3 separate regions of the Mus musculus genome follow, and all the other regions are linked to region 1. Evidence: chromatin loops called from intact Hi-C (ENCODE). Cell type or tissue: left cerebral cortex. All regions are shown on one strand. Region 1 holds the start of Gm6410 (a long non-coding RNA gene). Region 2 overlaps 4932443L11Rik (a long non-coding RNA gene). Region 3 has its middle 64 kb from the start of Ccl25.

What was found. Hi-C counts contacts between places; a loop is a spot of excess contacts. Peaks named below come from ENCODE experiments on the same cell type or tissue, not always from the same donor. Only the 100,000 strongest peaks of a DNase experiment are listed, where the experiment ranks them.
Region 2: it touches region 1 in a loop (2.7-fold over the local background); 11 of 42 quality-filtered maps call a loop at or near these places.
Region 3: a loop joins it to region 1, with 3 times the contacts of the local background. A loop is called at or near these places in 2 of 42 quality-filtered maps.

Annotation. Positions count from the first base shown.
Region 1 is chr8:4,674,138-4,682,137 of GRCm38, reverse strand. Gm6410 (a long non-coding RNA gene) reads right to left here and starts at 7,298. Exons shown (of 2, transcript XR_378684.4): 1 at 3,572-7,298. In left cerebral cortex, a CTCF peak has its summit at 4,373; DNase peaks (open chromatin) are centred at 3,754, 4,263, 4,673, 5,338 and 2 more places; H3K4me3 peaks cover 2,033 bases; H3K27ac peaks cover 1,930 bases.
Region 2 is chr8:4,157,035-4,165,034 of GRCm38, reverse strand. It overlaps 4932443L11Rik (a long non-coding RNA gene), which reads left to right. Exons shown (of 5, transcript XR_003947498.1): 5 at 1,976-2,662. Among named protein-coding and RNA genes, the nearest start is that of Evi5l, 5.5 kb to the left of the region's middle. In left cerebral cortex, no CTCF peak of the experiment used is centred here; DNase peaks (open chromatin) are centred at 676 and 3,011.
Region 3 is chr8:4,409,675-4,417,674 of GRCm38, reverse strand. No RefSeq gene overlaps it. Among named protein-coding and RNA genes, the nearest start is that of Ccl25, 64 kb to the right of the region's middle. In left cerebral cortex, CTCF peaks have their summits at 4,282 (motif pointing left) and 7,518 (motif pointing left); DNase peaks (open chromatin) are centred at 3,700, 4,290 and 6,326.

The DNA.
Region 1 (8,000 bases):
ACTGCAGATACAGATCCTGAACCTTAATGGGACCAGAGTGGAACCAGTGACCCTCGGAGACTTTACCTCTTGGTTTACCTCTGCTTTTTCTTACTTTAAGGAATGGGTGGGAGTGATTTTGTTTGGTGCTGCCATATGCTGTGGACTGGTGTTCATGCTCTGGTTGGTATGCAAATTCAGAACCCAACAAAAACATGACAAGGTGATTATAACTCAGGCACTTTTAGCTATTGAAAATGGCTCCTCCCCTGAAATTTGGTTATCTATGCTCAAGAATTAGTCAGCATGAGATGGGATGAGAGAGACTCAACGATCATTGATCAGCCCTTGCTCATCAATAGGGTGATCATGATTTCACCACTAATTCATTTTTTGGCTGGCCTCTTTTGCAGAGTTCGCCCTAGGTCATTTAGCAGTTATTGTCACACAGCACTGCGGTATCCAGAGACGGGCAACTTTCCTCGTGCACAGTCCAACCTAAGACATGGGGCCCGGTGGCGATAGGGTTACCCTATGACAGGTAAGGCTGTGATATTAGAGGAACGACCTAAAACAGGAGCCACGGCGGATGGGCATAATTGCACAGGCCTAGTCCAGCCTCATTTTATTAAAACAAACAGGGGGAGATGTGGGAAGCCACATGTGCCGTTGCTGAGTGGCACTGACTACTGCTGGCCACCACGCATAAGATTGGACAAACAAGCAATGTGTACATATGCAGTAAAGTTTTTTGCAAAGACACTGCCTGGCCCAGGTATGATAATGAGGTTCTGTAAGGTACTGAGAGTATAACCAATCAGATGTGAGACATGCAAATGAGGTATGATAATGAGGTTCTATAAGGTACTGAGAGAGAGTAGCCAATCAGATGAGGAACATGCAAATGAGGCTTAGTGCATAACCAATCCGGGTGTGAGACACGCCCCTCCTAGGCCTATAAAAGCAGCACCAGTTCTGGGCTCGAAGTCTTTTCGCCTCTACAATCAAGCTCTCCCAATAAACGTGTGCAGAAGGATCCTGTTGCAGCGGTCGTTCTTCCTGGCCAGTCGAACGCGCGCAAGAGTAAGACATCTTTTTAAAAGACCACTGCTATGTCAATGGTTCTCTTTCTATCTGTCTCTGTCTCTCCTTTCTCTCTCTCCCTCTCCTCCCCTCCCTCCCTCCCCCTGCCCCCCCTCGCTCTCTCTCTCTCTCTCTCTCTCTCTCTCTCTCTCTCTCACACACACACACACACACACACAGACGCGCGCGCTATTCTCTTGCTCTCTCTTTTGTTCTCTTTCTCCCAAATGCCTCATGAAGAGATAGGATAGGGGTTAGGGTTGGGGTTAGGGTTAGGGTTAGGGCTAAGGTTAGGTCAGGGTTAGTGGTTAGGGTTAGGGGTTAGGGAATAGGGTTGGGTTTAGGGTTTAGGGCTTAGGGTTAGGGTTAAGGGAGGGCCTTTTTTAAAAATTATTTTTTCCCAGCTCTCTCTTGCTCTGGTCACTCACTCACTCACTCTCTCTCTCTAGCTGGTTTGCTGTGGTTTCTATCCCTGCTGGGAGGGAGGGAGGGAGGGAGGGAGGGAGGAAGGAAGCCCAAACTCTTCTGCACTGACTGGCTTCCTTCCTTCCTTCCCTGCTTCCATCCTTCCTTCCTTCTTTTTTTTTTTTTTTAAATTTATTTTAGGTGTGAGGAGGGCACTGTACGCAGATCCCGTGACAGAGGACAGTTGAATTCCAATCCCAGTTGTCCCTTCTTTTCTTATTTTTATTCTTTTTCTTTTTTTTCCTTCTTTTTCTTTTCCTTTTGGCCTTTTTATATATATGTAAATGTATGTATAAATGTATATGTAAATGATATGTAATTGTATATGCAACTGATATGTGTATGTAAATGCACATATGAATAAATTTGCAAATATTCAAATGAGATTTAGATGTGTGGGCGGTGCCTAATTCTGGTGGGCATGGCATTAGAAGGAATGGGCATGGCTGGGTGCAGAGGGTGTGGCCTGAGTGTGGTGAAACTGGCCTAAAGAATTATGGGTGGGCGTGGTCTGGATAGGATTGGTGTGGCATTAGGAAGTATGGGTGTGTCCTGACCAATTGAGGGCATTGTTGTTGAATAGTGGGAGTAGACTGAAGATCTGTGGGTGTTTTCTGTAGTGGAAGTGTCCTAAAGGAGTATGGGCATGGTCTGAGAGTAGTGGGTGTGCCCTGAAGGAGGATGGGCGTGGTCTCAGAGTAGTGTGCTTGGCCTAAAGGAGGGTGGGCATGTTCTGAAGCTGCATGGGCATGGCCTAAATGAGGGTGGGCGTGGCATTTGAAAGCATGGGCATGAATATCATTTGCATATTTGCTTATTCACATATGCATTTACATGTACACTTGCGTGCACATTGCATATACAATTACATATCATTTGTATGTGCATTTATAAATACATTTACATATATGAAAAGACCAAAAGACAACTGGGATAATTCCCACAGTGACTCGCAACTGAGGATAGCCACGTGGGTAGGGTGTCCTCCTCAAACCTAACATGAAGAAACAAAAAAAAGATTCAGAAGTCAGCCAGTCCTTCTCAGTGACTATGTAAATGTCTATGTAAATTTGTGGATGTGTCCTCGCTGTCTATGTAAATGTCTATGTGTATTTGTGGTTGTGTTCTGAGTAACTATGTAAATGTCTACATAAATATCTCTGTAAATTTGTGGGCATGTTCTCAGTGTCTATGTAAATGTCTATGTGGGCGGGCCTACCAATGTGTGGGCAGGCCTAAAGATGTGTGGGAGTGGCCTAAAGATGTCTGGGCGGGCCCAAAGATGTTATGGAGTGGCCTAAAAGTGTCTGGGCGGGCCTAATTTGAGGTGTGTTCTGTCTCTGTAAATTTGGGGGCGTGTTCTAACTGTCTATGTAAATGTATATGTAAATTTGGGGGCGTGTTCTGACTATGTAAGTGTCCTAAAGATGTGTGAGAGGAGCCTGAGTGTAGTGGGAGGATCCTAAGGATGTGTGGGAGGGGCCTGAATGTAGTGGGAAGGTCCTAAAGATGTGTGGGAGTGTCCTAAAATGTGTGGGAGGGGCCTGAGTATAGTGGGCGGGTCCTAAAGATGTGTGGGAGTGTCATAAAGACGTGTGGGAGGGGCCTGAGTGTAGTGAGAGGGTCCTAAAGATGTGTAGGAGTGGCCTAAAAAAGTGTGGTAGGGGCCTGAGTGTAGTGGGAGGGCCTAAAGATGTGTGGGAGGGGGCTGAGTGTACTGGGAGGGCCTAACGTTGTGTGGGAGGGGCCTGAGTATAGTGGAAGTGTCCAAAAGATGTGAGTGTCCTAAAGATGTGTGTGAGTTGCCTAAGGATGTGTGGAAGAGGCATAAAGCCCTGTGGGCATAGCCTGAGTGTTGTGGGCGGGGCCTAAAGTCCTGTAGTAGTGGCCTGAGAGTATTGGGCAGGGCATGAAGCTGTGTAGGCTTGGCCTGAGTGTAATGGGTGTGGCTTGAGTGTAGTGGGAACAGCATTAAAGCCGTGTGGGCGTGATCTAGGTGTAGTGGGTGTGACATAAAGACGTGTCGGCAGCGGCTGTGACCTACCACGTCACGGCGGCTGTGGGAACGGAGGCGTCTGACTGACATTGGGGTCACCGAGCGACCGGGGCGCATGGGTCGCGGCAGTTACCGTTGGGACGGGGAAACCCCGGCCTCGGCGTCAAAGTCTACGTCAGTGGGCGTGGCAGTGCGCGCACACCTCGATGATGCCGGCTCTGACGTCACAGGAGTCAGAACGCGGAAGCGGGCTCAGGAACCGAATTCACTGTCTGTCTTCAGCTGAGGCGGAATTTACAGCAGGTGTAAGAGTGAGGCAGGGGGATTCCTGTGAGTAAGGAAGGAACTGAGGCAGGGGGATGACCGTGACTGCACGGACCTGAGACAACAGGAGAGAGACTTCCGGTACGCAGCAGGAAGCCCCGCCCGCTTGGCCTTGACTGAGGCAGGGGCTTGCGCTTTATTTTTCTTTTCTCAATATATAAACAAACGCAGTGATGTAGCCGCCCCCTCCGCCTGTCAATCACCGTCTCCGCCCACTGAGCTGTGCTCGCCAATCAGAGAAAAACCTCGCGGGGCTCAGAGGACCCAAACCCGGGACTGGGACAGAATTACGACTCCTAGCATGCCTAGGGGCTACCGCCACCTCACTTCCTGTGGCAAACAGGAGATCCCGCGCGAGGAGGGAAGTAACTACAACTCCCAGCATGCACTAGAATTATTGAACCATAACTTTCTGCGCCAGACAGGATGTGCCTCCGGCCCGGACAGGAAGTCCGATCGGTCTGCTGCGGCCGCAGGGGTTGATGGGAGATGCAGTCCAGTCAGGAAGCTTCGCCTCATGCGTGCCCCGTCCTGCTCGCTGTTTCCGGTCGTACCGAATGGCACCGTGACTGACGGCACGGAGAGGCTTCCAGTGGGCGGCGGGAGCCCCTCTGCGGCGGCGGCTGAGGAGCGAAGCGGGAGCGGGAAACGGAATCACTGTCTGCAGCTGAGGCACGGGGCGGGGGATGACAGCGGGTGTGAGAGTGAGGCAGGGGGATTCCCGTGAATAAAGGAGCTGAGGCAAGGCCATGACAGCAACTGCACTGACATGAGATGGTAGGAAGCCCCGCCCGCTGGCCAGTGACTGACGGCACGGGTTTCCAATCCCCGGTCATTGAACGGCAGGGGGGGCGTGTCGAGGCGGAGAAACCGCGGAACGGAGGAATATTCGAGGACGGGGAATCTGCGCATGCACTGCTGCGCCGGCGGGCTAGAGGACCGGAAGTCCAGGCTGCGGTTCCGCTACCACGCGAATTCTCATGCCACCCATACATTCAACATTTGGTCTCTGTCCCTAAATCACATAACATACAGCAGACACATCTGCTGTTCAATGTTAAGCTACTTTGCAAGCATGGTGGGTTTATATTTTTAATTTTATTATTTTGGATTTTGTTGTTCGAGATAAAAATTTCTCTGTGAAACCCTTTCTGACCTGTTAGTAGGTACAGACACATCAGCCACCTATCATGTTTTTGTACGATAAGCATATGCTTTTGTGCTAAGGAAGCTTCTTAAGAATACCATCTTGTTTAAGATTTACATGAGGAAAAAGGAATTAGATGGGAGACATCTCTGAAGTCAGGAGAAAGATGAAGAAACTACGAAGTCAGCAGAAGCATCATACAATGTGGCACACTCAGGAGAAGTCTAATCAAACTGTGCTGCACAAGAGGAACTCAGTGTAAATGAAAAACATTTCTGGCCGAGCCTCTCGTGGCCTTGGGACTGATAACCACAGCCCCATATGGTAGGAAGAGTTGTGCTCTCAGAATCTGATTCAACCCCTCCCCCTCCAAAGGCCCTGGCCCCACACCATTACCAGCACTCCCAAGCACATTCCTGGTTTTAGGAAACGAGCTCTGTTTTATCTCTACACCCAGACCTCTAGGTAAGCATCCAAGGAGCCAGCTGAGTAAGCCCGAGGCTGTGACTGGCTTCGCCAAGCGTGTTCCTGGGTTTCAGAAGGAGCTAGGTCATGCTCCAGACATGGGGACCTCAGGGAAAGTGTAGCTTGACCAGGCCAGTATGCAATACAACAGAGATTTCTTTCCTTTTCTTTTTTCCCTTTTTGGCATGGTTGTCATCTTACCCATGTGGCAGAACTATGCCTTTCTCAAGAAGAAAACTGAACCTTTATGGCACACCAGGCCTTGTTGATTGTGATTCTATAATGCCCCATTGAGCAGATGGATAGAGGCCTGCTCTTTGATAAGGAGGTGGGCCTAGTGGCTGGTTGTAAATTAAGTTTGATTCCTTTGTTATGGTTTGGAGCCATATTTCTGGGCAATCCTGTTGAACAAGCATGTGTATGCTAGCATCCTAAACTCAAACTGCACTGGTTAGCACATTACTTATTTGTGGGATGTTTTACAGGCAGTGCACCCTCAGCTAAATTCTACTTGCTGTGCCTTTCTATCCCCTAAGCTTTCGTAAATCCATTACAACATAAGTTCTACTCTTTTAAATCACAGCTTGACATTGGATTGCTACCCAGCACATGACATGCCTTTTACAACCTCCACAAAATTAACTCCAAATGGATTGTCCACCTTCATGTGAAATGCTAAGATCAGAACTTGTAGAAACTAGGACTCTCCGAGTTTGGGATCATGCCAAGAATTTTCTACACACAAGCCAAATGCTCTGCACAGTTGCAGCTCCCACAGTGAAGTTATTCATAAGTTAAGGCTGGGTCCAGCAAGTGGCTAGGACCTCAGGGGACCTCACATGTGGCCGCCGATTCCCACTCAGTCCCGGGAAAGGCCCAACACAGCAGCTCGCAATGCTCAGACCCTTCTCCCCATTGTTGGCAGTGACCCTGTGCTCACCATGTCGCAATTTAGGAGCTTGCCTGAGAACCCTCCACAGCATCCAGCCACAGGACACAGAGCAGAGCACCTGGGACCATTCAAGTCTGCTACTAATCGAAACCAGCGCCAAGGCACCGGGGGTGGGGGTGGGGGGGACGGAGACGGACCAGTCTTCCCTTCTGACTGGCAGGTCTGCCGAAAGGCTCTGATTGGCCAGTGAGTCGAGCACCTCCCTAAGGGTTAGTATCCTTACGTAGATGCTTGCCTAGTGAACCTTTTCTCTCATTCTTTCAGCCACATCCTTTAAATCTCATCTTCTGAGAAAAGACTTAGGCATTTGATTCTTCTGATGTCACGCAGGCACAGGCAGAAAGGAGGAAGGGCAGTGGTGGCTGCCAGTGGAGAACAGGCCCATTATTGATGGTGGGAGTGGTGTGGGGCCTGGTCGTTTCTGTTCCTCATGAGGATGCTATTTTAAAGAAATCTGTTCCTCATAACTGATGCAGAATTTCAACATAAGACATAGGCCAACAACCATGTATCAGTGACATGTTAAGACGTAGGCATAGGGGAGTTCACAGATTGTGCATGTGGTAGAAGGGACTGTTGGTGGGTAGTAGGTGTGAGAATCGCAATCTCTTGTTTTCACCAGGATCTCTATTTCTATTTTTCTTCCACCGTACTGAATGATTCATTGTCACTGTTTTGTTTCCTCTTTGTTAAAGTATGGTTTTTTTTTTTTTTCTGTTGAACTTATCGAATAATGTGCAGCATTCCTAGAGAAGTCTATTTTCTAGTGTTACCTTGTGTCCAGGACACCTTAAGTAGAACACAAGTGGAAGAGAGCATTGAGATGATGATGAAAGACTAACTCTAAGAAAGGTGCTATAATATGTACAGTAAATTTCCTTTAGTCAAATGTTCATGTGTGATGCTTATTTTATTAGAAAAAATTTGTAAGAACTTTGTAAATAATTTAATTTAATGGTTACATAATATACATATATAAATACATTTTAAAAATAAAATATTTAAAATAAAAATTAGATTAAAAAAGTTTTCACGGCCTTGAGAGATGGCTCAGTGGTTGAGAACACTGACTGTTCTTTCTAAGGTCCTGAGTTCAAATCCCAGCGGCCACATGGTGGCTCACAACCATCCATAATGAGATCTGATGCCCTCTTCTGGTGCATCTGAGGACAGCTACAGTGTACTTAGATATAATAATAAATAAGTCTTTTTTAAAAAGTTTTCACAGTCTTTAATTTTAAAAGAAAAATTGTTTCTGGGTGAGTGAGTATTTGAAGCACATTTTCAGCAGTCTATAACAATGTGATCAGCACTGTAGCTGGAAGATAGGATATGCAAACTTGCTCATTTACATGTATTTTGCATGACTGTCCTCTCAGACTAAAGGGAATACTATGATCTGCACTTTAGGTTAGTTGCTAATAAAGCATCTAGGTAACATACTATCTTCTTCAAATAGCCATAGAGCCTATTGCTATCTCAAATAAATTTCACCTACCTTCTTAGGAAGGGAAGACAAGAATTCTCCCTTTTTTGGGCAAGGGTTTTGCATTTTTATTTTACTTTTATTATTATTAAAGATTTATTCC
Region 2 (8,000 bases), 520 kb after region 1:
ATTTTTAATTTTGTTTTTGTTTTTGTTTTGTTTTGTTTTGTTTTTTGAGACAGGGTTTCTCTGTATAGCCCTGGCTGTCCTGGAACTCACTCTGTAGACCAGGCTGTCCTGGAACTCAGAAATCTGCCTGCCTCTGCCTCCTGAGTGCTGGGATTAAAGGCAAGCGCCACCACGCCCGGCTTAAAATTTATGAGATAGGGTCTCACCACAGCTCAAGCTGGCTTCCAACTCGCAGCGCATTTGACTGGTGTCAAACTCAGAATTTTCCTACCTTAGTTTCCAGAGTGCATGGATGTGTATTATAGTGTTGATCTCATACACTCTCCCTCTTTTATCTATATTGCCCCATTAAAATTTTGAAACTGTTAAGAAAAACTAGACTATTACTAAATACTCAGGTGATTGAAAACCTCATTCCATCCACATTTCTGTATTCCTTTCCCTCATCTAAAAAAAAAAAAGAGAAGAAAAGAAAAGAAAAGGAAAGAAAAGTTCTTCTACAGCCCGTTTGTGTGCTGTGCTATTTAACAGCATCAAGTTGAAATCAACCTCCTGCGGAGGATGCAGCTCAGTTGGTAGAGTGCCTACCTAACTAACATGCACGAAGCCCCAGGTTTGATCCTAGCACGTTGGTAAAAAAAGATATAGTAGTAAACACCTGTAGTCCCCAGCTCAGGGAGGTGAAGGCAGGAAGACAAGTTCGAGGCCGTTCTCAGCTCCACAGTGACTCTGAGGCCAGCCTAGGTTACATGGAAGCATGGCTCAAAAGAGGAGGATAGGCACCTGAACAGTTCAGTCGGGAGTTAAGATTGATAATTGCTCTTACAGAGGACCTGAGTTCACTTCCCAGCACCCACATCTGGTGGCTGACAACTACCTGTAACTCCAGTTCTAGGATATCCTCTTATGCCTCTTTTGGCCTCTTAGTACAGTGAAATTATTTTGAAAAAAAAATTAAAAATTTCTTATCTATATGTTTCTATCTATCTATCTATCTATCTTTTTTTTTTTTTTTTGAGACAGGGTCTTACTATGTAGCCCAGGCTGTCCTGAAGCTTGTTCTATATACCAGGCTGGGATTGAACTCACAGGGATCTGCCTGACTCTGCCTCCCAAGTGATGTGATTAAACGAATGCACCACCGCAATCCAGCTTTTATTTTAAAAAAATTTTTTTAAATTAGTTCAGTTTGTCTTCATGTCACCTGAAGAGGCCAGAAGAAGTAATTGGCCCCTCTGCAGTTGGACAAGCTGCTGTGAGCTACCCTACCTGAAGGCTGTGAAGCAAACAGGTTCTGTGGAATACAGCAAGTACTCTTAATCACCGAGCCACCTCTTTAATTGCTAAAAAGAAATTTTGGGAAATCTGAGGATGTAGCTCAATAGTTGAAAACTTGCTAAGCATATATGAGACCAAAGCCTTCATCCCCAGTGCCACAAAAAAGTTTTTTCCCCCCTTTTGGGACAAGACCTCATTTAGCTCAGGGTGGTCATACACTCAGTAGCCAAGGATACCTTTGATCTTCTGACTCTCCCGTGTCCACCTCTTAAGAGCTTTAAATACAGGCAGTGCCACCAGTTAGGTTTTATATGGTGCTGGGCTTGAACTCACAGCTTCATGCATGCTAGGCAAGCACTATACCAACTAAACCACACCCCCAGCCTAGTTAATTTTTATTGTTTTGAGATGGGGTGGTGGTGTCTGTTCCTCAGGCTGGCCTGAAACTCCAGGGCTCAGGGGATCCTTTGGGTTCAACCTTCCAAACAGCAGGGCTTTAGGCATGTGTCATGGTACTCTCCATGTACATAGTCACTTGTATCAGGAACACTGTTTTCTCTTAGCAGATCATTGCATCCACACTGAGGCCTTTCCTGACTTGACTCACCCCAAATAGGGAATCCACAACAGACCAAAGTAACAATTTGACTCAAGTCAGCTTGGTGAACCATTGAGGTTTTCTTGGGGTTACTTACAGGAGCCAGGACGACTCAGAGGCAGCTGTGTTACCAGAACAACACCCCAGTATGGCTGAGGACTCCAGGAAGCTGCCACCTGAGAGCTCTCTGCAGGACTTGTAGGCAGTGCTGTAAGTGGGTCAGAGCCCTATTCTCCGTCTGCAGCAGCAGGTGTTATCGTGACCTTGGAGGAGGGACCCTGGTGAAACTTGTTCCATTTCACCTTTCCCAGACTTGTTCTCTTACTTCCTGAGTCTTGAAAACCTCCTTCCTCTTTCCTGGAGGGTGGAAACGGCTGTGTGACAAGGGGGTTATTTCTATACTCTCAGGCCCTGTACCATCTACGTACGATTCACTCGCTAAGATCCCCACGCTCTTTGTTGTTTGGTTTTTATTTTTATTTCATGTGTATGGGTGTTTTGTCTGCATGTATATCTGTGCACCTTGTGTGTACCTGGTACCCAGAGCGGCCACAAGAAAGCACTGGATTCTTTGGACTGGGTGTACAGATGAGCTGACCTGTGGGTGTTGGGAAATAAATTTGGGTCTTCTGGAAAAGCAGAATGTCTCTGTGTGCTCTGTGTGTGTGTGTGTTTAGGTTGTAGGACACCTTTTAGTAGTTTTCTGTTTCTAGCATGTGGATTGTAGGATTGAACTCAGTACCCCAGACTTAGTAGTAAGCACTTTTACTCACTAAGGCATTGTGATGAACCCTACTAAAAATTTTTTTTTTAGTTAAAAAAAATTTTTTTTGTGACTTTAATTTTAAAAATTTTTTAACGTCTATTTTTAATGATGGTTCTTAAATGCTTTAACCTCCTTTTTTAGCCCACCACCCACCATCAGCAGTCCAGTTCAGTAGAGTCTAGTTAGCAACAGCGCTGACATGACCTAGCAGAGTCAGCCAGGCCTCAGCCTTGGGACCAGAGGGATGCCAGGAGAAGTTCTTGGCTATGCCTCTCTCAGGGAAGCAAAGATCAGTGAAGAGACCCACAAGTGTTGCACAGCAAATTCTACAAGCAAGCCTAGTTTAGCCTCTGTCACTTATCCAGAGAGTCCTATTTGTACTCTCCAAACAGCATATGTCCTCCACGGGTCTTGTCTCAACATATGTCTTGCCTCAGCTGACATCACTCTGCCAATCAGCCCAAGTCTGCGGGAGCGGCAAGAGACTGTAGCACACCACCAGAAGTTTTTGGTGTTTCTTTCTATGGAACTGAACTCCTCAATGTAAGGTGTACCAATACATGCATATCATTAGCAAAGAATCCATCATCGCATGTCCTTTCACGAGCTTGCTTTAACAGAACATCCTCTCTCCTGTGTCTGCTTCAGTGAAACGTTCCTTCATGAGTCTGCCTTAGTCTTTCACTGTACCCACTTCAGCTAAACATTCCTTCACATGTTTGCCCCAGCAAAACATCATCCAACTTATTTTCCAAAGAACCCTCAAGTTTCCACCTCACAGGATCTTTTATTATTATTATTATTATATTATATCTAAGTATACTGCAGCTGTCTTCAGATGGTGTCAGATCTCATTATGGATGGTTGCAAGCCACCATGTGGTTGCTGGGATTTGAACTCAGGGTCTTTGGAAGAGCAGTCAGTGCTCTTAACCGCTGAACCATCTCTCCAGCCCAACCTTACAGGATCTTACGGTGTAGCCCTGCCTGGGCTGGAATTCTCTATCTAGACATGGCTGGCCTCAAATTCAAAAGAGATCTGCTTGCCAAAGCCTCTAGATGTGAGCAACCCTAACCAGCTGCTCTTAGTATTTTGTAGTTTGTTTGTTTGTTTCTGGTGTATATTCTGTTTTAGGTTTTACAAGGACATTTTCCATGCTGGCATTTGCTCAAAACTCTATGAAGTGCTCATACCCTACCCCCTCACCTTGCACACTCAGTACTCTTCCAGTCAGTCCCCTTTGCAGCCTAAGCAGGTTTTCTTCTATTTTCATGTTGTATAGACTATGCTAGTTGGTCTTGGTGGTCACTATGACTGGATCTGGAATCAACTAAAGGTAAGCCAATAGAATTTTTCTGAGGATTTTTATTGATCAGATTGTTTTAAGTGGGAAGATCCACAGTAAATGTGTGTGTGTGTGTGTGTGTGTGGGGGGGGAGTTTGGTTGCAGCCTAGAGAGAGGTTCCAGAAGGAGAAAGTTTTTGCTTCTTCTTGCCCTTCTTGCTTTACTTTTGTTGGTAAGTTCGTTTATCCTGTTTTTGCCTCTTAAAATATTTTACTGATGTTAAGACCCAGTTTTGGGCTTCCAACATGTACAGAAGACAGAGGCTCTACAGGAATCCTCCTGCCTTCAGCACACAGAGATGGATGAAGCACACAGCCTGGCATAGTGACTCTTTTCAGTGTAATATAGTTATTATTGAGCTACCCAGACTATCTCATGTAAGCTAACCTAAAAGACCTTCTCGTTGAATTATATTTTTACTTTTTACTCATGTGTATATGTTTATGTAACTGTAGGCAAGTGCATGTCTAGTGCCCATAGAGGCTCAAGAGTACATCAGATCCCCTGGAGCTAGAGGTATAGGTGGTTGTGAGCTAGGAAACAAACTTGAGTCCTCAGTAAGAATAGCAAGCACTCTTAACTATTGAGACATTTCTCTAGCTCCAGAGCCCTTTTACTATATATTCATTCTATCAGTTCTGTTTCTGTAAAGACCCCTGACTAATATATTCCATACATAATTTTATCTACCTCTACCTCTACCTCTATATCTAGCCCTGACTGGCCTGGAACTCACTCTGTAGACCAGGCTGGGCTCAAATTTGGAGATCTGTTTGATTCTGCTTCCTGATTTGCTGGGATTAAGGGTGTGTGCCACCACCACTCAGTTATTTATTTTAATTTTATGTGTGCATGTGCCCATGTGCATGCAGTGCTCATAGAGGCAAGAAGAGGGAGTGAGATCCCCTGGAACTAGAGTTAGACAGTTGTGAGCCACAGTGTAGGTTCTGGGAATCAAACTTGTCCTCTACGAGAACAGGAATTGTTCTTACTTACTGAACCATATCTCCACTCCTCATTTTAAAAAATTAAACATTGTATTTCTGTTTTTGAGATTTATCTGCTCATTTTACTAGCTCACTTAAAAGTAACTAAATTTGCCATTTGACAATCTCATGTATGTACACAACACATTCTGATTATTCTCACCCCCACTCTGTTTAAACTCCTTGTCACCTCCATCCCCCACCCCTACAGATACATTTCCCATGTTCACTCTGTGTGTGTGTGTGTGTGTGTGTGTGTGTGTGTGTGTGACTGTAGAGTTTATCCAGGGTAGTCTTAATGAGCTTCCCATGAGTGTATAACTGAACCAGTTCTCTCAGAAACCGTGAACAGCACAAAGGTCAACAGGGATAGGCAGGACCCTCTGAGGGTCCTCTCCCATCGGTGACTGACTATTGGCAAGTCAGACTTGGACCTGCTGTGAGATGATGACTGCTGTGTCAGCACTTCCTCTGCTTCTTTTCAGACAGGGCCTCACCATCTAGCTCTGGCTGACCTGAAACGAATGGAGAGCTGCCTTCCAAGTACTAGGGTTAAAGGCATATACCACCAAAAGCCCATGTTTCTTGATTGAGCTGTTAAATTTCTTGTTATCTAGAGGTTTTGTTTTGTTCATTTAGTTGTTCTTCTTTGTTTCTTTTTTGAGGAAGGGTTTCTCTGTGTAGACTAGGCTGTCCTCAAACTCAAAAGATCCACCTGCCTCAACCTCCTGAGTGCTGATATTAAAGATGTATGGCGCTACTGCCTGGCTCTAGTTTTTTGAGTTCTTTATATGTTCTAGATCTTAATCCTTTGTTAGATGGACAGTGATTAAAGGGTTTCTCCTACTAAATAACTATGTCTTCACTTTTATTTTTCTGTTTAAGAGCTCTTCAATTGCATGATGTCTTATTTGTCAAATATTTTCCTGAGCAACTGGAGTTCTGATCATAAAGTTCTTACTGTGCCCATATCTGGAAGTGTGTTGCTTACTTTTCCCTTGAATAATTCAGAGTTTATGATCTTACGTTAAAATATTTCATGTATTGAGGATGGAGAGATAGTTCAGAAGCTGAGGACACCTGCAGAGGACCCAGGTTCAGTTCCCAGCATCCACATGGTGCTCATGACTATAACTCCAGTTTCAGGGGATCCAGTGCCTTCTTCTGACCTCTGTGGCCACCAGACAAGCATGTGGTGCACATTCATACCCACAGGCAGAACACTTACACTCACAAAATAAATAGAATAATTATTTAAAAATTCTGTCGACCATGTAATGTTGATTTTTGTACAGAAAGGAAGAGAGATAGGGTTCACTTCTCAGTTTTCTATGTGAAGCCATCTCGTTTTCCAACTATTATTTGTTGAAAATGTCTCTTCTTCAATACATGATTTTGGTATCTTGGTAAATAAAAAATCAGGTACCTGTAGCTGTGTACGTTTAAATTTAGGCCCTCTTAAAATTGTTTTATTAGATTTATTTTGTGTTTATGTGTATGGGCAGGCACTAAAACATGTGTGGAGGCCACAGAACATCTTGTAGAAATTGATTCTCTCCTGATCTCTGGATAGGACCACCAAGTAGGTCCCAGAGATCAAACTTGGGTCATTAGGCTTGACAGCAAGGGCCTTTACATACTGCCCGCCGAGTCCTCTTTTCTATTCCATTGATCTATGTGTCTTATGTTGGTGCCAGTACCGTGATTTTGCTATTATAACTAACTGCTTGAAATCAGGAATGGTGATAACTCTAGCATTATTCCTTTCTTTCAGAAATGCCTGGGTATCTGCTCTCTGTTTTGCTTTCATATTCATATTAGCACTATTTAAAATATTTTCACGAAGAATGCCTTTGATGTTTTAATGAGACGAACACTGAATCTATAGATTGCTTGGGTAGAGCAATCTAGATTGCTTTGCTACAGCTGTTTTCACAGGAGTAGTTCTACAGAGCCATGAGCTGAAAAGGTCCTTGTGCCTGCTTCAGTTTCTTTCTTCCCTGTTTTAGAGTTCATTATAGAGGCATTTCGTTTCCTTGGTTAGATTTATTCCAAGTTTTTTGGCTTCATTTTTTGAGGCAATTGTGATTGGGTTTATTTTCCTGATTTATTTCTAAGCATGGTTTTTATAGGCAATAAAGAAAGGTAACTGACTTTTGTATGTTAAGTTTGTATTCTGTCACATTGAAGAGCATGATCATTCTAAGAGTTTTCTTGGGCTGGAGAGATGGCTCTGCTGTTAAGAGCACTGACTGCTCTTCCAGAGGTCCTGAGTTCAAATCCCAGCAACCACATGGTGGCTCACAACCATCTGGAATGGTGTCTGATGCCCTCTTCTGTTGCATCTGAAGGCAGCTACAGTGTACTCATGTACATAAAATAAATATTCTTAAAAAAAAAAAGAGTTTTCTTATGAAGTCCTTTAGGAGTATGTAATAAGAATTTCTTGAGTTCTTTCTTTCCTATTTATGTACCTTTTCTTTTCTTCTCCTATTGTTTTGGCTGAGATTTAAAGCACTGTTTTGAGTAAGAGTTAAAAGAGTGGAAAGCTGCTCCTGGTTTTAGGGACTATGTTTCCAATTTCCCCCCATCTAGTATAATTTGGCCATAGGTTTGTCATATGAAGCCTTGCAATGTTGAGATAGAATCCAGCAAACCTATCTTCGCTCTCTCCTGTGGACCCTCTCAGCCTTTCCTTCTATCTCATCGCCATTGCTTTGTGTCAGCCACAAAGAAACACTCTACAGGGTCCCTCCACACAGGGCTGGAACTCAGGGAGAGGATTATCACTTTCCTTCCTGTCCTCCATTTATGAGCTCTCCTGTTTCATGCCCAGCCCTGCTTACAATTGCCACCACTCCCATCCCAACTCTATCCACAGGAGACTCCACTCCTTCATACAGATCCAGGGTCCTCCTAGCCTTTCATCCCTGTCTCTCCAGTCCTCCTACAGCCTACTAACTCCTTAACCCCCTAGGGAGCTTGCCACTTGGTGTAGATTGGATCTCCCCTACCTCTCTCCCTAAG
Region 3 (8,000 bases), 260 kb after region 1:
GTCAATAGAAAAAAGACATCTGGCTCCTCTATGCAATCATGGCCCTTTCTACACATTTGGTTTTGGTTTTGGGGTTATTATTATTATTATTATAGATTTATTTTTAAAGATTTACAAGCCCTGCCCCCTGCAACCCTCCATGCCTGCGGCAGTCAGGAGAGTTCAACCTGAGGAGAGCAGGAAAGCCAATCCTGCCCCTCACTGGCTACAGTAATAAAAAAAGGCCCTGCACCTCCCCTGGGCAGCACATTAGAGCTGAGGGGAGTTGGAGGGGCGTAGTTGGCCCTGCCCCTCATCTACCATGGGGTGGCTTTGGTAAGGGAGAGATGTCCCTCTACTGCCCACTCCTCACCACCTCTGGCAGGCTAGTGAGCTGGCACAGAGGTCATGAGAGTGGTAGAGCTGACCCTCCCCTGACTGGATGCAGAATTGGGTGATCTAGCTGGGACAGTGCTGGAGAGCTCGCCCTGGCAGTGTAGGTACAAGAGAACTGGTGGGCTGACCAACTCAGCTATCTCCCAGACCCAGATCCAGGGCGTTAAGTTAGCCCACCCCAACATCTATCTTATCTATGATCTGCTGGAGCTCTTGAAAGAGTCAGTCCTGCAGATCCTAAACTTTTTGGTCTCCATGACACAGAGCAACAACAATATATTTGCGAGGAGTCACAGTAAGGATATAGTATAGATAGTGTAGATAGTATAGATAGTATAGATAGTGTAGCAGAAAACAGAGGCCTCAAAACAGACCAATGACTCATTGCGACAAACATTTGCAAGAAAAGATGTGTAGACAAAAGGGTATACTGTGGGACACAATGTGACATACTACAGCTTTCACAAGATTTTTTTCTATCTTATTTTCTTTTGCAGGAGGAGATTGCAAGGGCAGAGGGAAGATATGAAGGGAAGAGAAGATTTGTAGAATTGGGGCTCATGATGTGAAATTCACAAAGAGTCAAAAAAAGGTTTTTTAAAGATTTATATCTTTATTTATTTTATGTAAATGAGTGCTTTATCTGCATATAGAGCCTGCAAACCATAAGAGGGCATTGGATTCCATTAGAACTGATTCTGAGCCACCATCTCATGGCTGCTGGGAATTGACTCAATACCTCTGGAAGAGCAACCAGTGCTCTTAAGAGCTGAACTATCTCTCCAGGCACATTTTTAAAATAACTTTTTGTTTGTTTGTATTTTTGAGACAAAGTTTCTCTGTGTTGCCCTGGCTGTCCTAGAACTCATTCTGTGCATCAGGCTGGCCTTGAACTCAGAGATCTGCCTGCATCTGCCTCTCAAGTGCTGCAATTAAAGGCATGTGCCACCAGAACCCAGGAAAGGTTTACTGGTTTATTTGTATGTGTATGTGTATTTTGCCTGCATGTATATCTGTGTTCCACATGTACACACACCAGAAGAAAGTGTTGGATTGTAGTTACAGATGGTTTGTGAGCCACCGTGTGTTAGAAGTCAAACTCAGGACCTTTGTAAGAACAACAATGGCACTTAACCACTGTGGTGGTTTGAATATGTTTGGCCCATGGAAAATGGCACTATTAGAATGTATAGCCCTATTAGAGGAGGTGGGTAGAGCCTTGTTAGATGAAGTATGTCACTTTGTAGCAGGCTTTGAGGCTGCTATGCTCAAGTTCTGTAGAATGTGACCCTCCTCCTGGCTGCCTGTAGAAGACAGTCTCTTCCTGGATACATTTGGATCAAGAATTTGGATCAAGATGTAGATCTCTCGGCTCTTTGAGCACCATGTCTGCCTGCATGCTGCCATGGTTCCCACCATGATGATAATGGACTAAACATCTGAAATTGTAAGCCAGCCCCAGTTAAATGTTGTCCTTCATAAAATTTGCTTTGGTCATGATGTCTCTTCATAGCGATAAAACCCAAACTAAGATACTAAGATAACTACTGAACCATCTCTTTAGCCCGCATAGATTTATATACATATATGTGTGTGTGTGTGTGTGTGTATTTTATATATATATATATATATATATATATATATATATATATATATATATATAAAACAGATAATTATGAGCTGCCTTGTGAGTGCTGGAAGTTGAACCCTAGTTCTCTGCAAAAGCAGGAGTGCTCTCAAGCACCAGGCCAACTTTCCAGTCCCTCATAAGCATGCTTTAGACATCCTTTGGGATTTATTTTTGTCATTTTCGATTTGTGTGGAAAGACTCATGCACACACAGATGCAAGTAGGCCAGAAAAAAGAGATAGAATCACAGGTTATCATGAGCTCCTTAAAGTGGGTGCTTAGAACCAAACTCAGAACTAGGGCAAAAGCAGCCGCTGCTCTTAACGCCAGAGCATCTCTCCAGCTCCTAGATACCACGTTAGGAAGGAAGGAAGGAAGGAAGGAAGGACGGACGGACGGACGGACAAGCTGACAACTTAAACTTTTTAAACGTATATTTGGGTGGTATGCTCACACTATAGCATCTGTGTGAAGGTCAGAAGACAACTTGAAGGAATCAGTTCTCCCTTCCACTATGTGAGTCTCAGGCAGGTCATCAGGCTATATGTAAGTGTATTTACCTGCCAAGAGATCTCACACAGCCTAAAATGATATTTTGGTTTCTTATCCCAATGTATACAAATATCATCATTTTCATTTCCAGTTGATTTGTGTATTCATATGTGTGTGCACCTGTGTGTGAATACTGGGGAAGGAGGGACCAGAAACATGCGTTAGGTGTCTTTCTCAATTGTTCATGCTATGTTTTTGGAAAGATCTCTCATTGACCTGGAGCTCCTTGAGTTTTCTAGGCTGGCTGGTTGGCAAGACCCAAGGATTTGCTCCTCTGTATTTCCCTATTGCTGCTCCACAATAGGAAGTCCATGCCTAGGACTTCAGAGCTGGTCAAAATCCCAGAACTTCAGAGGTCATAAGCCCTAGGAGGGGGCCTGCTGCTGCTCTTTTACAAAATGGGTGTGTTGTCAAATTGCCTTCTAAATGTTTCTGTGTATGCATATATATTAGTCCTGCTCTTAGCCTCTTTCTGCAGCAGGCACCAGGTAATGCAGAGACCCCTGACTGATCAAGGTTGAGAATAAATGACTTTTGAATGCTTAACCCTGAATGAGACATCTATATCAATCTCACTGAGACTCAGGGAACATTGCAGAAGTGGTATCAGAAACAATGGAAGAACTGGAGGATGTGGAGGGCCACTGTGAAATGCTGTCTTCTGGATGTGGTGTGGTCATTGCACTCATGAACTCACCACAGGTATTGTTATGTTTTATAAAAAAGAAAAGGAAGAAAAAACCAGGAATATGTACAGTAAGGTGGAAAGGGGTGTCTTTGTGGGCCCATACTGAGGCATCCCTTTCCCCTGAGGGACCAGTCACTTGAACTATAGTATGGAAAAGAGCTTATTTAGGGCATGGGGAGGGGAGGGGAGGGAGTAGAGACAGAGAAAGGCAGAGAGAAGTGGGAGAGAAAGAGGGAGAAAGAGGGGGAGGAAGAGAGGAGGGGAGAGAGAGAGAGAGAGAGAGAGAGAGAGAGAGAGAGAGAGAGAGAGGCCAGCCAGCCATGGGGGGGGGGAGTTATGGGAAGAGAAGGGACAGAGAGAGTAAGAGAGTGAGGAGGAGGAGGAGGCGGCAAACAGCCCCTTTTATAGTGAGTCAGGCATACTTAGCTGTTGCCAGGTAACTATGGGGCAGAGCCTAGAAGGAATGCAAACGCGTATGGTTACTTGCACAAGACCTGTACAGGCTCAAGCCAAGATCAGCCGACATTCCCACAGGCAGCTAATTATACTCAGTGGATTATTTCTAAAAGAAAGGAGAAAAAAAAAGGAGGTGGAGAGTGTGAGGAAGGGGCATGTTGGAGTGTGTCTGAGGACTTTAGACAGATGCATTATATGTGTGTGTGAAATTGCCAGAGAATAAATAAAAGATTGTTTAAAGGGGAAAGGAAGAGAGAGAGAAGGAGAGAGGGAGAGAGAGGCAAGAGCCAGTGAAATAGCTTAGCAGGTAAACCAGCTGCCAACGCAGAGAACCTGTGTTCAATCACCAGGAACAAACAACAAACATGGTAAACAACAGAACCAATCCCTACAAGTTGCCCTCTGACCTCCATATGAGTACATGATGATATGTGGGTGTGCATGCATGCGCACGTGCGCATGCAAGAGCGCGCACACACACACACAGTCACACACAAACACACACACACATATGAATAAATACATGTAAATTTAAGTTGGGGGGCAGTGAGGCACATAATCTAGGCCAAGACTTGGAGTGCCCTCTATTGACAGACTCTCTGAATTGCAGTACTTGACACCTTGCCACCTGTGTCTTCCAACTTTGATCTGATCCTCCTGACTTCAGAATATGACCACACTCCCAGCTTTCCTGGCCCATCTCTGTCTGTCCCATTCCATTCTCCTCCAGCCACTGTCACTCATTTCTCCCATCCGTATCAGACTTGCTCAGATTCATTCATTCACTCAGTCTGACTCAGTGCGTGCTACTGAGTACTGAGGTTGTCTGAGAGTCATTTTGTCATGCTGGGACTTCTGAGTTTTTCAGTTTGCATTTAATCGATTCTGTACTTGGGCCTTAGTTTTTTACAACTGACCTTGAGCTGTGCACTTTACATATAGGGACTTGCAACAATGAATGTGAAACACTTGGCACACATGGTAGATGTTGCATATATGTTTACCTAACTAGTAAACTCCAGATTTGGGGCAGGGTAGGACGCTGACAAGCAGATTCTCAGTGAGCACGAATGACCACAGGAAGAGAGGCTGAGCAGGCACATATGACATCACTTACGTAGGTGCAAGGTCTTCTGTCTTCCAGGAAAGCTAACTCACACCCAGCCTGTTGGTCCTTCCTAGTCTGCAGAAAACAACCCTGTGGTCACACCCAACATAAAGTCCTGAGCCGCTCCCCAGTGTTTTAACACAGCCTGGGAAATATCCATTCCAGAGCCCTTCTTCACGTTCTCACAGAGGGCTTGGAATGTGTAAAACCCAATAGAGGTGGGTAGAATGTTGAGGTAGCCTTGCTTGTCATCTGGGTGTGACGCATCAGTTGTGTTTCTTTTAAAATCTTTTTGTTTTGTTTTGTTTTTGTTTTTGTTTTTTTTTTGCTTTTTGAGACAAGTTTTCTGTGTGTAGCCCTAGCTGTCCTGAACTCACTCTGCAGTCCAGGCTAGCCTCAAAGTTAGAGATCTGCCTACCTCTTCCTCCTGAGTGCATGGGTTAAAGGAGTGTGCTACAACCTCCTGTTTGGTTGTACTCTTTAACCCTTAGCATCTAAGACTATCCACACAAGATTGGGCCCATTAACCTCCTACCATGTAAATCAGGGAGCGTTCACAAGTCTCTGCCCCTCCCTAAAAATCTATAAACAGACAGTTCATGGTTGCTAGGAAAGTAGAGATATTTCCTTCAGTAGGCTAGCCACTGGTAAGGAAGCTTTTGCTGTCCATTTCCCCATGACAATGGACTGTACCTTTCTGGAACAGTAGGCCAAAATGAATCCTTCCTCACTGAATCTGTTCTCTCAGGGTGTTTCTAAGTCTGCAACAAGAAAGGAGCATGGTTTTTGGCATGAGAAGTGCCTCCATAGGCTCATGTGTTTGAACCCTTTGTCCCCTGCGGTTGGCTCTGTTTGGGAGTTTATGCAATCTCTAGGACATAGAGTCTCATTGAGGATTAAGATCATGCAGGGATTAAGGCACTGAAATCAAGCTTTGACACTTAGCCTTGACCCACTTCAAGGTCTTATTTCCTGTTCCCTGTGTGCTGTGGAGATGTGATATTTCAACTTTCTGCTGCCGTGCCTTCCCCACTTTTATGGACATCTAGCCTGCTTGAATGTTGTTTTTGTCATAGCGTTTTATCATAGACACACACACCAAAAAAAATAGAACAGTAATTAAGACACAGACTGAGCCATTTGCCCAAGCTCCGGACACTGGAATATCAGGAGGACACGTCTAAAACCAGAAGAAGAAAGAGTTCTGGTGTGTGTCCTCACTTCCAATCTCAGTCCTCACCCTGGTTGTGGAATATGGGTGATGTCAAGGATATCTTAGAGCCTCAGTTTCATCATCTGGGTAATAAATGTCAGCAAAGCCTCAGGAACATATTGTGAGAGTTAAAATGTACACACAAAAGGGAGGTGGGGTGTACTTCCATAGGTGTATTTCCATAGGTGAACAGGATTTCATGGGGGTCAGCTGCATTCCCTGCCTTATCTCCTCCTCATAGCCTTCCCCAGGTCCTCATTCACACTCATTCCCAGGCATCAAGCCAAACTTATCCAGCCATGTGCTCCAGTTTCCCTTCCACCGGCTGTTCCCCGGGTGCAGACAAAGAAAGCCCTGTCCCTAGCCACCCACCCCAGCAGGCCCGGCACACTCTATAAACTTGACTGTAAGTATCCACCCTCCCCCACCCACCATGTCACTATTATTGGACTTATTGGAGTCACAGCTTGGACCCTAAGATTGTCAGTTCCTAGATAAGCCAATTAAAATGGCCAAATTAAAAGGAAAGTGGGAGAGGGTAGATTTATTCAATGTTGACCACATTGGGAAGACAGACGAAGGGATACAATGATCCCCTTGCTCCCAAAGTCCATCTCTGGGATTCTCAAGAGGTTACAGTTTAAGTAGAGGCCACAGCTATTCATGCCTAAGCAGTCTCCCATCGAGGTGTGGTCCTGTCCACCACTGACCAGTCAGTGTCTCTTCTGTAAGAGGTTTAGAAATCATAAATGTCTTTCCAGTTGAAAGCCTCTCCTCTCGCCCTGGTTTTAGGCTCTTCTCTCCTCCAAACATAAGAGACCCAAGGGAATTCCAGTTTTGTGGGGATCCATTGTTGCCACAATCTAGCGATCTAAGCCAGGGCTGCAAGTGTCTCTGCAAACTGTCTCCAGTTCAGCTTAAACAGTCAGTCAGAACACCCAGTCTCCAGCCTCAGCCTTAGGCTTTTGAGAACACCCTACCTACTCTTTCCAGATCCTTAGCTCTGGCTCACTCCCAGCGCTTGGGAGGCAGAGGCAGGTGGAGTTCTGAGTTTGAGGCCAGCCTGGTCTACAAAGTGAGTTCCAGGACAGCCAGGGCTGTACAGAGAAACCCTGTCTCGAAGAAAAAAAAAAAAATCCCTTCACTCTAGGCTTGCAGCTTTAAATCCTGTCCCTCAAAGGAGCCTCTGGGGATGCACAGAAATCAAAGGATGGGATCTATAGAAGTGTAAGCGATGGGCTGGGCTTAATGAGAATGACATGGGAGGGTGTGAAAGGGGGATCTCAGTGGTATGACATCATGACCTCAACCAGTAACAACATCACTATGAGAACAGGGAGAATGTGAAAACATTTGATGTCAAAAGGTGGTATGGGGCTGGTGAGATGGCTCAGCAGGTACGAGCACCCGACTGCTCTTCCGAAGGTCCTGAGTTCAAATCCCAGCAACCACATGGTGGCTTACAACCATCCGTAATGACATCTGACGCCCTCTTCTGGTGTGTCTGAAGACAGCTACAGTGTACTTACATATAATAAATAAATAAATAAATAAATAAATAAAGGTGGTATGGTGGTAGACATCTGTAATTCCAACCCTTGAGGGGATGAAGCAGGAAGATCAGAAGTTCAAGGTCATTCTCAGGTCCATAGGCCAATCTTGGTTATCAACTTGACTACATCTGGAGTCAAACCCCAAACATCTGGGCACGCCTTCGAGGGATTTTCTTAACTGAATAGCTTCAGTTGGGAAGACCCATGCTAAATCGAGGCCACACATTCTGGTAGCAGAAGCCCACCAACTGTTTATAGGATCCCAAATGGTCAGCCCTTGAAGCATATACATACAAATAGCACCATACAGAATGAGCAGGTGAAGGGTTGTGGGTCCTGCGTCCGCTCTGCCACAGGACTCCTCAGGATGCCGGGAGTTTACCCCACAACATCCCTTGGAGGCTGTTGGGCCATAGGGAAGTCCTG